Linked DNA regions of Homo sapiens: region 1 is linked to region 2. A link is a loop called in an ENCODE intact Hi-C map of the cell type or tissue named here. Cell type or tissue: gastrocnemius medialis. All regions are shown on one strand. Links, peaks and the distances in the headings refer to the core of each region. The heading gives the core; the rest is flanking DNA.

The links. Peaks named below come from ENCODE experiments on the same cell type or tissue, not always from the same donor. Only the 100,000 strongest peaks of a DNase experiment are listed, where the experiment ranks them.
Region 1: a loop joins it to region 2, with 5 times the contacts of the local background. A loop is called at or near these places in 78 of 110 quality-filtered maps.

What each region holds. Positions count from the first base shown.
Region 1 is chr3:15,403,850-15,406,665 of GRCh38, reverse strand. It overlaps a transcript of METTL6 not described here. Among named protein-coding and RNA genes, the nearest start is that of METTL6, 22 kb to the left of the region's middle. In gastrocnemius medialis, for the core only: a CTCF peak has its summit at 1,031 (motif pointing right); no DNase peak of the experiment used is centred there.
Region 2 is chr3:15,201,265-15,204,080 of GRCh38, reverse strand. It overlaps the pseudogene COL6A4P1. Among named protein-coding and RNA genes, the nearest start is that of CAPN7, 3.6 kb to the left of the region's middle. RefSeq lists an enhancer at 1,265-1,314. In gastrocnemius medialis, for the core only: CTCF peaks have their summits at 1,026 and 1,227; a DNase peak (open chromatin) is centred at 1,220.

The DNA.
Region 1 (2,816 bases), core at 51-2,550, 200 kb before region 2:
CTCTCTCTCTCTCTCTCTCTCTCTCTCTCTCTCTCTATATATATATATATATATATATATATATATATATATATATATAACTGTTTGTTTTTTTTTTTTCATGGCTGGGTCAGGGTTGGAAGTGGGCCCAGGCAGCTGCCAACTTTAAGATATGTTGATTGTAAAATGTACTTCTTGTTAAATTAATGAGGTGACCCAGTCCATCAGTATTTTAACTATGAGCCAGTAGATTGGTTCACAAGCATATTAAAGGCCAAACCTAAAAATGGCTTCAGTCTCATTGCCTCTAGGTTCTTGTGTTCATTCTCGCTGGACACATTTCCATCAGTGCACCCTAAATTAATACAACAGAGGATCAGGTTCTCCCACGTTTGGGTGCTTAGGGACTAGGAAAGCAAGACCATGGTTGGTTTAGTAGCAAACTGTGTGGAATCATATAGACTACAAAGAGTCAACCAATATTGCCTTGTCTTCACAGCCAGAAAACAGTCGCCGGAAACGTAGTGAGTACTGGCTAACAGTACTATAAAAAATAGTATAAATACTATATTATATTAAAATATCCTATATAGTACTATATGTTTCTTTTGAACTTTTCACATATATTAATACATATAGTATAGTGATGTGTGTGTGCGTGTGTATATATATATACACATACACACACACATACTCCATACAATAGTGCTAATACAATTTTATTACAGGATTTGGAATATGAATAAATGGGTTCAAGTGCAGGACTTACCCAGTACAAACTACCAACTTCTTTGAACTTCAGACTCCACATGTCTAAGACTGAGATCTTAGTACCTAGTACCTGGCAGGGCTGCTGCCAGGATTAAGTGAGATCATTCAGATGGGAGTGCTTGGTTTACTATAAAGTACCAGTCAAGTGTTAGTTATTTCTATTATTTTGTATTTCTCCAGAAAGTATATTGTTAGGTCGAAATGGTAGAGCAGCTCATGAACCAAGTCTTTTTCAAGAAGGTTTAATCTTGGGGTCCTTGTAAGGGCTCGGGATTTGAATGTTGTACCACAAGGTGGTGCTAGACATTAGATGTTTTTATTGGCCTTCTACTCCCATCTTAATTAGTTACATAGTGTTCTTTTTTTATTGTTACTGAAGAGCATGGATTATTACAAATGTTTTCTAGATTAACTTAAAAGCTCATAAGATCAATCCCATCTTAGTTATATAGTGTCCATTTTTTAATTGTCATTGAAGAGCATAGAAAATATTTATTACAAATGTGTTTTCTAGATCAACTTATGAGCTCATAAGATCAATTTTGGCCTCACTGGAGATTAGAAAGCAAGGGTGCTTTTACCTAATGTTCAGTCTACTTTCCCTTCTGAAGGTGTTTACTTTCAGTTAAATCTGGGAAGCATTTTAAGGTAATGTCTGTGATGGGCTCGAAAGGCGTCTGCAAGGCCCCCAGGACACTGGGGAGCATAAATACGTGCTGGACACCAATGAAGGGTCCTAATTTTTTTTTCCTGTGAGTAAATACCCCTTTGTACTTTCCTATCCCCAAATGGTTTTGTGGATTTGCTTTTACTGTTGTTTGGAATTAAGGCCAAAGCAGAGAAGGGTCTGCAGCACAGATAATTGTCTGCCTCACGCAGATATTATTTGTAGCTATCTTTGATAGCATTTGGTTCCCTATTTCACAGTTGTCAACTGAGGAAGGGAAAATTGTGAAATGAGTAAACCAAGACTGTTTTGCAGGGCCATGTTCTCTATTGGGGAGCAGACATTTCTCACAAATTTAAGTAAGTTCTGCTACTGAAACCAAATGTTCTATTAAAAAGAAAATTAGTAGGGCACAGTAGCATATGCCTGTAGTCCCAGCTACTTGGGAAGCTGAGGCAGGAGAATCACTTGAGGCCAGGTGTTCAAGGCTACAGTGCACTATGATCTCACCTGTGAATAAACCAGCCACTGCACTCCAGCCTGAGCAACATAGCAGGACCCTGTCTTTAAAATAAATAAATAAAAATTTAAAAATAAGGGCAGGGCAAGGTGGCTTACACCTGTAATCCCAGCACTTTGGGAGGCCGAGGCAGGCGGATCACCTGAAGTCAGGAGTTCGAGACCAGCCTAGCCAACATGGTGAGGCCCTGTCTCTACTTAAAAAAAAAAAAAAAAAAAATTAGCTGGGCATGATGGTGCGCATCTGTAATCCCAGGTACTCGGGAGGCTGAGGCAGATGAATTGCTTGAACCTGGGAGGCAGAGGTTGCAGTGAGCCTAGATCGCATCACTGTACTCCAGCCTGTGTGACAAGAGCAAAACTCCGTCTCAAATAAATAAGTAAAATAAATCAGATGTTTTTCACTTTTCCTTCCTGTCCTCCTCAAATGTGTGGTATTTCATTAAATTGTGTTCAATGGGTACCAGCTGGATGCAGGGCACTCTGGGGTCACTATGGCTGGAGTGCAGGGTAGGGGTGAAGGGATAGTGGGTGTCAGAGGCATTTGAACCAGAGTAACTCCATTTTGAATAGGGGCTGAGTAGAATGAGGCTGAGACCTGCTGGGCTGCATTCCCAGGAGGTTAAGGCATTCTTAGTCATAGGACGAGATAGGAGGTCAGCATAAGATATAGGTCATAAAAACCATGCTTATAAAGCAGGTTGTAATAAAGAAGCCAGCCAAATCCCAGCAAAACCAAGATGGCGACGAGAGTGACCTCTTGTCATCCTCACTGCTACAGTCCACCAGCCCCATCACAGTTTACAAATGCCATGGCAATGTCAGGAAGTTGCCCTTTATGATCTAAAAAGGGGAGGCATGAATAATCCACCCCTTGTTT
Region 2 (2,816 bases), core at 147-2,646:
CTCAGGAAGCTCCTTGTTGGTTTTTTTTTTCCCTTTGGTTAAATGGCTATTGCTATTGACTGTTGAATTCCTTGGCCTGTCCTACAAATGTCAGAAACAGCAGAGCATAGTTTTGAAATTTAGACTTGCAGGGAGCTTATAATCTGCATATAATTACATATGGAATCTATTAAGATTATATTTAATTCTATATATTTTAAATATGTATATAAAATTAAGTTAGGATATGTGTGTATATAAAATTCTACTGTAGGTGAAAAAGATGTTATTACCCTTTTTAAAGCTGCCAACCAAATGATGGTAGTTTATTATTTCATTAAATACATATGCAAAATTCTGTTGGCCAGGCACTGGAGGTAAAGACAGCTCACACTGTGGTGAGCAAGACATTCAGCAGCCAACAGTTAAAAGCATCATTTAATAATTGCTAAAAGAGAGAAGGCAGAGGCTGGGAGGAGCACTACCTAAATCAGCTTGGGGAGTCTAACACAGTGTTCCAGAAGAAAGGTGGCTTGAGTTGAGTCCCAAAGGCAGAATAAGAGCAAAGCAGGAGAGGAAGAGATGGATGTTTCAGTCTCAACTAGAGGCAGGAGTGTTGAGGTCCGTGTATTTTGAGGATTGGGATTCACTGGGTGTGGCTGTGGGAAGAGATGGAAAATGAGACTTTAGAGCTGTGCTTCTCACATTTAGCTGCTTTGGAACCACCCAGGGATCTGATTATATATAGGTTTCTGGGCTCCATCCTAGAATGCCTGGGTCAGTAGGGTTGGGCAGGGCCTGGGAATCTGCATTTCTGCAGATTCTGACAAGTGATGCTGCTGGTGCAGAGACCACACTTTGAGAACCACTGCTCTAGATTTAGAAGGGAGTCACTGAAAGCTTAAGGCCCGTTCCCAGTCAAGTCTCTTGACCATGGCTTCATGGCCTTGAAATTCAGCACTCAGGGGAAGAGTGGATCATGCTAAGGACAGCAAAGACAGGGGTGAGTTAAATTCCCTCCCTGCAGTCCCATCTCTGCTGTGCTGGATCCCTGGCCTTGAAGCTTCCTTCCTTCTTAGTTTTTTCCCCTGTGACCCTCTAGGACACATGCTATGTTGCTGTTGGTCTTTGGTAGTTGCCCTCTCTCACAGTTGGGTGGGACAAGTCATCCTATTTACTACAGATCCTCACCAACTGTGCTGGGTTTATGCAGATTCCTGAGAGCACACTGTCACCTTGTGTTCATATGTGGCACTGCAGCTAGGTGTTACCTCATAGGGGCTTGTGGTCACAACTTTATCCTTTCAACAAACATTTCATTAAAATATCTACCATGGCCGGGTGTGGTGGCTCACACCTGTAATCTCAGCACTTTGGGAGGCCGAGGTGGGTGGATCACCCGAGGTCAGGAGTTCGAGACCAGCCTGGCCAACATGGCAAAACTTCATCTCTACTAAAAATACAAAAAATTAGCCAGGTATGGTGGCAGGTGCCTGTAATCCCAGCTACTTGGGAGGCTGAGGCAGGAGAATTGCTTGAACCAGGGAGGCATAGGTTATAATCCCAGCACTTTGGGAGGCTGAGGCAGGTGGATCACCTGAAGTCAGGAGTTCGAGACCAGCCTGGCCAACATAGTGAAACCTTGTCTCTACTAAAAACACAAAAAATTAGCCAAGCATTTTGGTGGGCGCCTGTAATCCCAGCTACTCAGGAGTCTGACACAGGAGAATCGCTTGAACCCAGGAGGCGGAGGTTGCAGTGAGCCGAGATCACGCCATTGCACTCCAGCCTGGGCAACAAGAGCGAAACTCCATCTAAAATAAATAAATAAATATCTACCATAATCCCTGAAGAGCACAATAATTTTCAAGTCCAGGGCTCTCTGGGGCTCTTTAGAGATAACAGCACCATCCCTGAGGCAAGGTATGGAGCAAATTTGAGAAGCAAATTTTAGGAAGAAGTGAGTTGGGGCAGTTACTACTAGCTCTAGACAGTTCAAGGGAACGTAGGTCCAATATATTTTTTTAAATCAAGAGAAGCCAGAAATTTAAATCTTGGTGTAAAAAATACTGACTTTTAAGTAAAAATAAAGTGAAATGTTTTCCCCCTTTTTTTTTTTTTGACAGAGTTTTCACTCTTGTTGCCCAGGCTGGAGTGCAATGGTGCAATCTCAGCTCACTGAAACCTCCGCCTCCTGGGTTCAAGCAGTTCTCCTGCCTCAGCCTCCCAAGTAGCTTGAATTACAGGCATGCGGCACCACGCCCGGCTAGTTTTTTGTATTTAGTAGAGATGGGGTTTCACCATGTTGGTCAGGCTCGTCTCGAACTGCTGACCTCAGGTGATCCACCCGCCTCGGCCTCCCAAAGTGCTGGGATTACAATTGTGAGCCACCACTCCTGGCCAGTGAAATGTTTTTCTAAGTACTAAGAGACAACATTGCACATCTACAGGCTACACTGGGCTCATATCCTGTTATTTTGATCCTTTCTTGGTACTTTAATTCCTTTACATAATTTTAGAGCAGTCTCAAGAAGGAGAGAAGGTAAATGCTGACATTTGTGGATACAGTGGTGTGAAAACAGGCCCTCCTCTCATAGGGCTTTTGGCCTACTGGGAGGACACAGGCATTAATCAATCAATAAAGGCCATTAGTGAATGAATCATTACAAATGTAGACGAGTACTCCAAAGGTAATCAACAGTTTTGTAAGAGCTTATGAAAAGGAAACTGACCTGAACTAGGGGGTCAGCAAAGACTTTCCCTGAGATAGAAGGAACTGCTTGTGCAGTGGCCAGTGGCAAAACTGAACATGGAACAGAGGCCAGTGTAGCTGGAGC